2 separate regions of the Homo sapiens genome follow, and region 2 is linked to region 1. A link is an interaction called in ENCODE POLR2A ChIA-PET data of the cell type or tissue named here. Cell type or tissue: K562. All regions are shown on one strand. Each heading gives the region's core, and the rest is flanking DNA. Links, peaks and the distances in the headings are about the cores only.

Region 1 (4,000 bases), core at 1-4,000:
GTTATCAATACCCAGAAGTCCATCTTGTCTTCCCTTTCAATTACCCTCTACCCATAGGTTAACCACTATCCTGATGTCTAGCATCATATATTGGTTCAATTTTTTTTTTTTTTTTTTTGAGACGGAGTTTTGTTCTTGTCGCCCAGGCTGAAGTACAGGGGCGTGATCTCGGCTCACGGCAACCGCTGCCTCCTGGGTTCAAGTGATTCTTCTGCCTCAGCCTCCGGAGTAGCTGGGATTACAGGTGCCTGCCACCACACCCGGCTTAATTTTTGTATTTTTAGTAGAGACAGGGTTTTGCTATGTTGGCCAGGCTGGTCTCGAACTCCTGACTTCAGATGATCCACCCACCTTGGCTTCACAAAGTGCTGGGATTACAGGTGTGAGCCACTGCGCCTAGCCAGTTGTTCTGTCTTTTTGTCTTTTATTTGAATGGAATCGTGTGTACATTTTATAACTGCCTTTTTTTTTTTAAAGACAGGGTCTCACTCTGTCACTCAGACTGGAGTGTAGTGGTGCCATCACGGCTTACTGTGGCCTTGACCTCCTGGGTTAAAGTGATCTTTTTGTCTCAGCCCTAAGTAGCTGGGACTATAAGCGCGTGCCGTCACAGCCAGCTAATTTTTTTTCTTTTTTTTTGAGACACAGTCTTGCTTTGTTGCCCAGGCTGCTGGAATGCAATGGCTTGATCTCAGGTCACTGCAACCTCCGCCTCCCAGGTTCAAGCGATTCTCCCGCCTCAGCATCCCTAGTAGCTGGGATTACAGGCACCTGCCATCATGCCCAGCTAATTTTTGTATTTTTTGTAGAGACGGGGTTTCACCGTGTTGGCCAGGCTGGTCTTGAACTCCTGACCTCAGGTGATCTGCCTGCCTTGGCTTTCCAAAGTGCTGGGATTACAGGCATGAGCCACCGCACCCGGCCCAGCCAGCTAATTAAAAAATTTTTTTTGTAGAGACGGAGCCCCACTATATTGCCCAGGCTGGTCTCAAACTGCTGTGCTCAATTGATCCTCTTGCCTCAGCCTCCCAAAGTGTTGGGATGACAGGTGTGAGCCACCGTGCCTGGCATTGTGACTGCGTTTATTCTCTCAATTTTTTTTTTTTTTGTTTTGAGACAGAGTCTTGCTCTGTCACCCAGACTGGAGTGCAGTAGCGCAATCTCGGCTCACTGCAGTGTCTGCCTTCCGGGTTCCAGCGATTCTCCTGCCTCAGCCTCCTGGGTAGCTGGGATTACTGGCACGGCCACCATGCAGGGCTAGTTTTTTTATTTTTAGTAGAGACGGGCTTTCACCATGTTGGCCAGGCTGGTCTCGATCTCCTGACCTCAGGTGATCTGCCCGCCTCGGCCTCCCAAGGTGCTAGGATTACAGGCGTGAGCCACCGTGCCCGGCCTCAACATTGTTTTATGAAATTCATCCATATTCTTGGATGTACTTGTAGATTGTTCATTTTTATTGCTGTATATCATTCTGTTGTTTGAATAGTTTATGTATGTTTTCTTTTCTTTAATTTTTTTTTTAGAGATAGGTACTGCTCTGTCACCCAGGCTGGAAGTTCAGTGCCATGATCATAGCTCACTGCAATTTGAACTCCTAGGTTCAAGTGATCTTCCCACTTCAGCCTCCCCAGCAACTCGGACTCTAGGTGCACGCCACAATGCCTGGCTAATTTTCATTTTTATTTTATTATTATTATTTTTTTAGAGACGGTTTTCACTATGTTGCCCAGGCTGGTTTTGTATTTCTGGGCTCGAGCAGTCCCTCCTTGATCTCTCAAAGTGCTGGGATTACAGGCATGAGCCTCCTCACCTGGTTTGCTTTACGTTTTCTTTATCCATTCAACTCTTTGTTTTTTCTTTTTGCTTCCTTGTGCCCATTGTTACCCATTCAATTCTTCTTCTTCTTTTTTTTTTTTTTTTTTGCGACAGAGTCTTTGTTTTGAACCAGAGTCTCACTCTGTCGCCCAGGCTGGAGTGCAATGGTGTGATCTTGGCTCACTGCAACCTCCGCCTCCCAGGTTCAGGTGATTCTCCTGCCTCAGCCTCCTGAGTAGCTGGGATTACAGGTGCGCTCCACCACTCCTCTGCTAATTTTTGTATTTTTAGTAGAGATGGGGTTTCATCATGTTGGTCTGGCTGGTCTCGAAGTCCTGACCTCATGATCCGCCTGCCTCAGCCTCCCAAAGTGCTGGGATTACAGGCATGAGCCACCGTGCCTAGCCTTTTTTTTTTTTTTTTTTTTTTTTTTTTGATGTGGAGTTTTGCTCTCGTCACCCAGGCTGGAGTGCAATGGTGCAATCTCGGCTCACTGCAACCGCTTCCTCCTGGGTTCAAGCAATTCTCCTGCCTCAGCTTCCCAAGTAGCTGGGACTACAGGCACGTGCCACCATGGCCGGCTAATTTTTGTATTATTTTTTTTTTTTTAGTAGAGACAGGGTTTCACCATGTTGGTCAGGCTGGTCTTGAACTCCTGACCTCAAATGATCTGCCCGCCTTGGCTTCCCAAAGTGCTGGGTCACAGGTGCAAACCACTGCACCTGGCCCCATTCAATTCTTGATGAGCATTTGGATACTTTTCAGTTGTGGGCTACTGTGAGTGGTGCTGCTGTGAACATTCTATAGATTTTTTGCTGAACATGTGTACTTCTTTTTCGTTGGGTGGAAATGCTAGCTTATAAGTTTGGGCATCCTTAAAATTCTTTTGAAATACTAAATTTTTTATTGTGAAACATAACACAGACACATGACTAAAGACTTCTTTATTTGATTTAGCAAATGGTTTTTTTGTGTGTGTGTGTGAATCTTGCTCCGTCGCCCAGGCTTGAGTGCAGTGGTGTGATCTCGGCTCACTGCAACCTCCGTCTCCTGGGTTCAAGTGATTCTCCTGTCTCAGCCTCATGAGTAATTGGGATTACAGGGACACACCACCATGCCCGGCTAATTTGTATTTTCAGTAGAGACGAGGTTTCACCATGTTGGCCAGGCTGGTCTTGAACTCGTGACCTCAGGTGATCCACCTGCCTTGGGCTCCCAAGGGGCTGGAATTATAGGTGTGAGCCACTGCGTCCAGCCTCACTTTGGCAAATGCTTTTAAAATGGACACGTAATTTTTCTTATTGCATATTCTAGACCTTCATTGCTATGTAGGTTGTAAGTAGTAGTGGTAGTCGACATCTGTGTCTTATTTCTGGACAAAACAGGAAAATGTTCAGTATTCCTTCATTATATATGAGGATAGTTATAGGCTTTTCATAGAAATATTTTTTAGGTTAAGGAAATAATTTTCCTAAGTTTTCTGAGTTTTTTCATATATTGAATTTCATCAAATGCTTTTTCCTATCTCTATTAAGATCATGTTTTTTTCTCTTTCATTTTGTTAATGTGGTAAGTTTCATTAGGTTTATTGAGATATAAAATAAAATGTATCTGATGAGTTTTGAAAAATATGTACAGTTGGGCCAGGTACGGTGGCTCACACCTGTAATCCCAGAGCTTTGGGAGGCTGAGGCGAGTGGATCACCTGAGGTCAGGAGTTCAAGACCATCGTGAGCAACATGGAGAAACCCCATCTCTACTAAAAATACAAAATTAGCCGGGCGTGGTGGCACATGCCTGTAATCCCAGCACTTTGGGAGGCTGAGGCAGGTGGATCACCTGAGGTCGGGAGTTCAATACCAGCCTGACCAACATGGAGAAACCCTATCTCTACTAAAAATACAAAATTAGCCGGGCATGGTGGCACATGCCTGTAATCCCAGCTACTCGGGAGGCTGAGGCAGGAGAATCACTTGAACCCAGGAGGCGGAGGTTGCGCTGAGCCGAGATTGCACCATTGCACTCCAGCCTGGGCAACAAAGAGCGAAAACTCCGTCTCAAAAAAACAAAAGAAAGAAAAATATATACAGTTGTGTTAACTGCTACCACAACCAACGTGGAACATTTCTGTCACCCCAAAAGTTGCCTAATTCCCCTTTGCTATCCCCCTTTCTCAAACATTGGC
Region 2 (7,728 bases), core at 3,269-7,268, 250 kb after region 1:
ATAAAAATAAAATAAGACAAAAATAAACAATAAAATAAATAAATAAAATAGGCAAAAGAGCCAGGTGCAGTGGCTCACACCTGCAATCCCAGCACTTTGTGAGGCTGAGGCAGAAGGATTGCTTATGCCCAGGAGTTTGAGACCAGCCTGGGTAACATAATGAGACCTGCTCTCTACAAAAAATTTAAAAAATTAGCCAGGTGCGGTGGCGTGCCACTGTGGACCCAGCTATTTGGGGGGCTGAGCGGGGAGGATCACCTGGGTCTGGGAGGCTGAGGCTGCAGTGAGCCGTGATTGCACCACTGCACTCCAGCCGGGGGCAACAGAGTGAGACCCTGACTCAAATTAAGAAAAAAAAAGGCAAAAGATTTGAGCAGGCATTTCTCCAAAGTATAAAAGTTATACAAATGGCCAATAAGCACATGAAAAATGCTCAACATTATTAGTCATCTAGAAAATGCAAATAAAAACCACAATGAGATACCACTTCACACCCACTAGGATGGCTCAAATCAAAAGAACTGACAATGATATGTGTTGGACAGGATCTGGAAAAACTGGGATTCTCTCTCTCTCTTTTTTTTTTTGAGGGTCAAAGAACTCATTTATTTTTACTCATAGAAAGTACAAGTATTAGCCTGGCATGGTGGCTCACACCTGTAATCCCAGCACTTTAGGAAGCTGAGGCGAGTGAATCACCCGAGGTCAGGAATTTGAGAGCAGCCTGGTCAACATGGCAAAACTCCGTCTCTACTAAAAATACAAAAATTAGCTGGGCATGGCGGCGCATGCCTGTAATCCCAGCTAATCGGGAGGTTGAGGCAGGAGAATCGCTTGAACCCGGGAGGTGGAGGTTGCAGTGAGCCGAAATAGTGCCACTGCACTCCAACCTGGCAACAGGAGACTCCGTCTCAAAAAAAAAAAAAAAAAAGAAAAAGTTCTAAAATTAGATAGTGGAGGCTGTGCACGGTGGCTCAGGCCTGTAATCCCAGCACTTTCGGAGACCAGGAGTTCGAGACCAGCCTGGGCAACATAGGAAAACCTTATCTCTACTACTAATAAAAAAAATTAGCTGAACATAGTTGCCTGTGCCTGTAGTTCTGGCTGCTCAGGAGGCTGAGGCAGGAGGATCCCTTGAGTCAAGAAGCTAGAGGTTGCAGTGAGCTAGGATTGCACCACTGCACTCCAGCCTGGGTAACAGAGTGAGGTCCTATTTGAAAGCAAGCAAACAAACAAACCAATGTAAACTTACAGATGAGTTGCAAACGTAGTACGAAGAGCTTTCGTACACTCTTCATTCAGCTTTCCTTAATGTTATATATATGTCTATATATATATATACAACTATAGGACAGTTATCAAAATTAAGAAATTAAAGTTGGAACAATACTATTTACTAAACTACAGATTTTATTTGGATTTCCTCAGCTTTTCTGCTATGTCTTTTTCTTTTTTTGAGACAAGGTCTTGCTCTGTCACCTAGGCTGCAGTGTGATGACGTGATCTTGGCTCATTGTAATCTCCACCTCAATCCTTGGACTTCAGCCTCTCAAGTAGCTTGGACTACAGGCATATGCCACTACACTTGGCTAATTTTTGTGTTTTTTGTTGAGATGGGGTTTCACCATGTTGTCCAGGCTGGTCTTCAACTCCTGGGCTCAAGCGATATGCCTGCCTCTGCCTCCTAAAAGTGCTGGGATTACAGGCGTGAGCCACTGCACCCAGCCTAATGTCTTCTTTTTGTTATAAGATCCAACAGAAGATTCCACATCTGAAGATCTTTTTGTTTTTTAAAATCTGTCACCAACATATTACCCACCCTTTAAAAATTTTGCAAAAGGTATAAATTTGAAAAATATATCCACATCGATCTCATTCAAGTCATTGATACAACTATTTAACAGGATACGATTGCCTAGCATAGCCTGGGTACAGTTTGTAATTTTTTTTTTTTTTTTTTTGTGAGATGGAGTTTTGCTTTTGTCACCCAGGCTGGAGTGCAATAGCGTGATCTCGGCTCACTGTAACCTCTGTCTCCTGGTTTCAAGCAAGTCTCCTGCCTCAGCATCCCTAGTAGCTGGGATTACAGGCACCTGCCACCACGCCCAGCTAATTTTTGTATTTTTAGTAGAGTCAGGGTTTCACCATGTTGGCCAGGCTGGTCTCAAACTCCTGACCTTAGGTGATCAGCCAGTTTCACCATCCCAAAGTGCTGGGATTACAGGCGTGAGCCACTGCGCCTGGTCAGTTCGTATTTTTTTTTTCCGTAGGGACAGGGTTTCGCCATGTGGTCCAGGCTAGTTTCAAACTCCTGAGCTCAAGCGATCTGTCTACCTTGGCCTCTCAACTGCTGGCATTACAGGCGTGTGCCACCATTCCCAGCTAATTTTTCTATCTTTTTTGTAGAGAAAGGATCTCATTATGTTGCCCAGGTTGCTCTCAAACTCTTGGGCTCAAGCGATCCACCTGCCTTGGCCTCTCAAAGTGCTGGGATTATAGATGTGAGCCACTGTCTGGCCCACTTGGGTATAGTTTAAAAATTCTGATACCCAGAGTGTGCCTCAGATCAATTAAATCAGCCTCTGATAGTGACCCAGGCATCAATATTTTTAAAGCTCCCCAGCTTATTCCAATGTGCAGCCAAGAGTGATAACCACTGCCTGTATGTCCATGGTTAAGGGAACTTCAACCCATTTTGCTAACATGTAGCCTTTGGGTATGGTTATTCAACCAATTAAACATTCAGTATACATTTCTCCAAAAAGCCACTGTGCGAGATTATCAAATGCCTAACTTTAATGAGGACATACCAATAATGGAATTTGATCTACCATTCTAAGAATTCTTTTTTTTGACTGGCGCAGTGGCTCACACCTGTCATCTGAGCACTTTGGGAGGCCAGGGCGGGTGGATCGCCTGAGGTCGGGAGTTCGAGACCAGCCTGACCAACATGGAGAAACCCCATCTCTACTAAAAATACAAAATTAGCCAGACGTGGTGGCGCATGCCTGCAAACCCAGTTACTTGGGAGGCTGAGGTGGGAGAATCGCTTGAACCCAGGAGGCGGAGGTTGCAGCAAACCGAGATCATGCCATTGCACTCCAGCCTGGGCAACAAGAGCGAAACTCCATCTCAAAAAAAAGAAAAAAAAATTCTCCATCTCCCGGGTTCAAGCAATTCTCTGCCTCAGCCTCCCGAGTAGCTTGGGATTACAGGTGCCCGAAACCATGGCTGGTTAAGTTTTGTATTTTTAGTAGAGACGGGGTTTCACCATCTTGGCCAGGATGGTCTTGAACTCCTGACTTCGTGATCCACCAGCCTGTCCTCTCAAAGTGCTGGGATTACAGGCGTGAGCCACCGCACCCGGCCATTCCAGGAATTCTAACAAGAAGGATATATTTGTCTGTCATGACTTTCTTTTGTACTAAACCCAGACTGATTCCTCATGATCAGTAATTCTTTCTCTAAATTAGTAGTTCTCTACCAGGGGGATTTTGTCCCCTCCCCCAACATTTGACAATGAATGTTTGGAGGCATTTTGGTTGTCACAGCTGAGGGAGGGAAGGGAGGATGCTATTGGCATCGAGTGAGTAGAGGCCAGGTATGTTGCTAAAGTCTACAATGCACAGGGAGTCCCCCACAACAAAGAATGATCCATCCCCAAATGTCAACAGTGTTGAGGTTGAGATTGTCCTAAATCCCAAGTCCCATAGGAAAAGTTTGGCTCACAAAGACTAATTTCTTTTTTTTTTTTTTTTTGAGACAAGAGTCTCACTCTGTCGCCCAGGCTGCAGTGCAGTGGCGCAATCTTGGCTCACTGCAACCTCCGCCTCCTGGGTTCAAATGATTCTCCTGCCTCAGCCTCCCAAGAAGCTGGGATTATAGGTGTCTGCCACCACATCCGACTAATTTTTGTATTTTTAGTAGAGATGAGGTTTCACCATGTTGGCCAGGCTGACCTCCTGACCTCAAGTGATCTGCCCTCCTCGGCCTCCCAAAGTGCTGGGATTACAGGCGTAAGCCACCATGCCAAGCCACAAAGAGTAATTTCATTGTTTTCATAATTTCAGAGAGAAAAAGCAGAATTCCTTATGCTGTATTTTCTCATCTTAATAATATCTATCTCCCCAGGTTTGGATTCCTAGAGCAATGTTAGAGCTATAAAAGTAAAAGAGTTCTGAAATTTACTGATTATCACAAACTTCAACAGTGCTAACTTCTCCAAGCTCTAAGGTTTTTGTTTGAGATAGGGTCTCCTGCAGTCTCCAAGGCTTGAGTGCAGTGGTATCATCGCTCACTGCAGTCTTGAACTCCTGGGCTCAAGTGATCCTCTCCCTTCAGCCTCCTGAGGAGCTTGGACTACAGCAGGGGTGTCCAATCTTGGCTTTCCTGGGCCACGTCGAAAGAATTGTCTTGAGCCACACATAAAACACACCAACACTAACAACAGCTGATGAGCTAAAATAGCAACAACAACAATGAAATCACAGAAAAAAAAGGCTCTTAATGTTTTAAGAAAGTTTATCAATTTGTGTTGGGCCCTATTCAAAGCCGTCCTGGGTTGTATGCAGCCCATGGGCCACAGGTTCGACAAGCTTGGACTATAGGCATGTACCACCATGACTGGCTAATTTTTACTTTTTTATAGAGATGGGGCTATGTTGCCAGGCTGGTCTTCAGCTCCTGGCCTGAAGCAATTCTCCCACTTTGGCCTCCCATAAAGTGCTGGGATTATACATGTGAGCATTGTGTCCGGCCAACCTCAGTCTTGTAGCTATAGGTGTTTTTGCTAGAAATAATGCATGTGGTTTACAATTCTGATAACAGTGCAAGTGATGATACAATATACACTTTTTAAAGCTCCCCAGCTTTTAAAGCTGCATTAGCTCTTCTGCAATGAAGAAAGCAAGAAGGAAGGAAATACAGTAGTCCACCCTTATCCTCGGGAGATCCCACTGCAGGATTCCCAGGGGATGCCTGAAACCATACAGAGTACTGATCACTAAATAAATAAACACACACACAAACACACACACACAGTTTTTTCCTATAGGTATATACCTATAATCAAGTTTAATTTATAAATCTGGCACAGTAACAAATGAACAGCAATAACCAATAAGAAAACGGAACAATATACCATACAAAAGTTATGTGAACATGGTCTCGCTCATTCTCAAAATATCTCATAGTACCGTGCTCACCCTTCTTGTGTTGAAGTGAGATGATAAAACGCTTATAAGATAAGATAAAGTGAATGACTTAGGAATTCTGATGTAGCTAATATCAACCTTCTGACTATACCTAAGAAGGGGGATCATCTTAGGGTGATCCTGAATCACTGAGTCATGCTGATGTCCACAGATGGATGTCAAAAGCCGATGATGTCAATGACTGACCAATGGGAGCACGTACAGCGTGGTTATGTTGATTCATATCCAGGACAGGGTGGTGCAAAATTTCATCACGTTACTCAGAACAGTGGACAATTTAAAACTTAAACTACTATGGAAGGGACTATGACTGCTTCTTAGGGTAGCAGATATTCTAGATACTCTTCAGCAAAATGGACTCCACACTGTATCTGATAGGTTTCAAAAGACTTCAAAAAAGGCATGTTAGTGTACACACATGACTGGGATTAACATTCTAGAATTTTAGGACTCAATGGTACACCACTGAGGTATTGAAATGAATTCAACTGTAAATTTAGATTATGGTTCTGAGGTGGAGATGCATAAAAATGAAAACTTAAAACAAATACCAACACAATTGGGTATTTCTGGGTACTAACGTTCCAGGTAATTATCTTTCTCGACTTTCATTTCTAATGTTAATAGTTAGCAATATCAATAATATTGTTTATAAAAGAAATACTGTCCAAACTTTATTAAGGTGCTCATGTTAACACTTAAGGTTTCAGATTTTCAAACTTGGGATGTTCAAACAGTAGGTATAATACAAATATTCCAAAATCCAACAAAATCTCAAATCCACAACATTTCTGTTCCCAAACATTTTCGTAAAAAAAACCTAAAAAAACAAAAAAACCAAAAAAAACAACTGGCCGGGTGCAGTGGATCATGCTTGTAATCTCAGCACTTTGGGAGATTGAGGAGGGTAGATCACAAGGCCAGGAGTTTGAGAACAGCCTGGCCAACATAGTGAAATCCTGTCTGTACTAAAAATACAAAAAATTAGTCAGGCGTGGTGGCGGGCACCTGTAATCCCAGCTACTCGGGAGGCTGCGGCAGTAGAATTGCTTGAACCCGGGAGGGGGAGGTTGCAGTGAGCTGAGATTGCGCCATTGCACTCCAGCCTGGGTGACAGTGCGAGAATCTGTCTCAAAAAAAAAAAAAAAAAAAAAGACCGGGCGCAGTGGCTCACGCCTGTAATCCCAGCACTTTGGGAGGCCGAGATGGGCGGATCATGAGGTCAGGAGATCGAGACCACCCTGGCTAACATGGTGAAACCCTGTCTCCACTAAAAATACAAAAAATTAGCTGGGCGTGGTGGCGGGCGCCTGTAGTCCCAGCTACTCAGGAGGCTGAGGCAGGAGAATGGCTTCAACCCGGGAGGTGGAACTTGCAGTGAGCTGAGATCGCGCTACTGCACTCCAGCCTGGGTGACAGTGCAAGACTCTGTTTCAAAATATAAATAAATAAATAAATAAAAATAAAAAACCCTTGGGAGGCCGAGGCAGGTGGAACATTTGAGGTCAGGAGTTCAAGACCAGCCTGACCAACATGCTGAAACCCCGGCTCTACTAAAATACAAAACTTAGCTGGGTATGGTGGTGGGTGCCTGGAATCTCAGCTACTCAGGAGGCTGAGGCAGGAGGAGAATCACTTGAACCCGGGAGATGCAGGTTGCAGTGAGCCAAGACTGCACCACTGCATTCTAGCCTGGGCAACACAGTGAGACTCCTTCTCAAAAAAAAAAAAGAAAAAGAAAAAGAAAAAGAAAAAGAAAAAAAGGCCGGGGGCAGTAGCTCAAATCTCAAATTCAAAACATTTTTGTTCCCAAACATTTTCGTAAACAAAACAAAACAAAACAAAAAAACTGGCTGGGTGCAGTGGATCATGCCTGTAATCCCAGCACTTTGGGAGACTGAGGCGGGTGGATCACAAGGTCAGGAGTTTGAGACCAGCCTGGCCAACATAGTGAAATCCTGTCTCTACTAAAAACACAAAAAATTAGTCAGGTGTGGTGGCGAGCATCTGTAATCCCAGCTACTCAGGAGGCTGAAGCAGGAGAATCACTTGAATCCGGGAGGCGGAAGTTGCAGTGAGCTGAGATCACACCACTGCACTCCAGCCTGGGCAACAGAGTGAGACCGCATCTCAAAAAACAAACAAAAAAAACTCAACCTGTACCCAAACAAAAATCTCAAATTTCTTCCGTCTTAAATAAAAATTTTTTTTGGCTGGGCGCGGTGGCTCATGCCTGTAATCTCAGCACTCTGGGAAGCTGAAGTGGGTGGATCACAAGGTCAGGAGTTCAAGACCAGCCTGGCCAAGATGGTAAAACCCCATCTCTACTAAAACTACGAAAATTAGCTGGGCACAGTGGCGGGCACCTGTAATCCCAGCTACTTGGGAGGATGAGGCAGGAGAACCGCTTGAACCCAAGAGGCGGAGGTTGCAGTGAGCCCAGATCGTGACACTGCACTCCAGCCTGGGCAATAGAGTGAGACTCCGTCTCAAAAAAAATAAAATAAAATAAAAT

What was found. ChIA-PET counts read pairs that join two places held together with the same protein. Peaks named below come from ENCODE experiments on the same cell type or tissue, not always from the same donor. Only the 100,000 strongest peaks of a DNase experiment are listed, where the experiment ranks them.
Region 2: POLR2A ChIA-PET joins it to region 1 with 5 read pairs; 2 of 35 experiments call an interaction of 5 or more read pairs at or near these places.

The regions. Positions count from the first base shown.
Region 1 is chr1:155,822,685-155,826,684 of GRCh38, reverse strand. All of the region lies in intron 3 of GON4L (gon-4 like), which reads left to right. Among named protein-coding and RNA genes, the nearest start is that of GON4L, 33 kb to the left of the region's middle. In K562, for the core only: no CTCF peak of the experiment used is centred there; no DNase peak of the experiment used is centred there.
Region 2 is chr1:155,568,074-155,575,801 of GRCh38, reverse strand. It overlaps a transcript of MSTO1 not described here and the pseudogene LOC101929703. Among named protein-coding and RNA genes, the nearest start is that of ASH1L, 9.1 kb to the right of the region's middle. In K562, for the core only: no CTCF peak of the experiment used is centred there; a DNase peak (open chromatin) is centred at 5,391.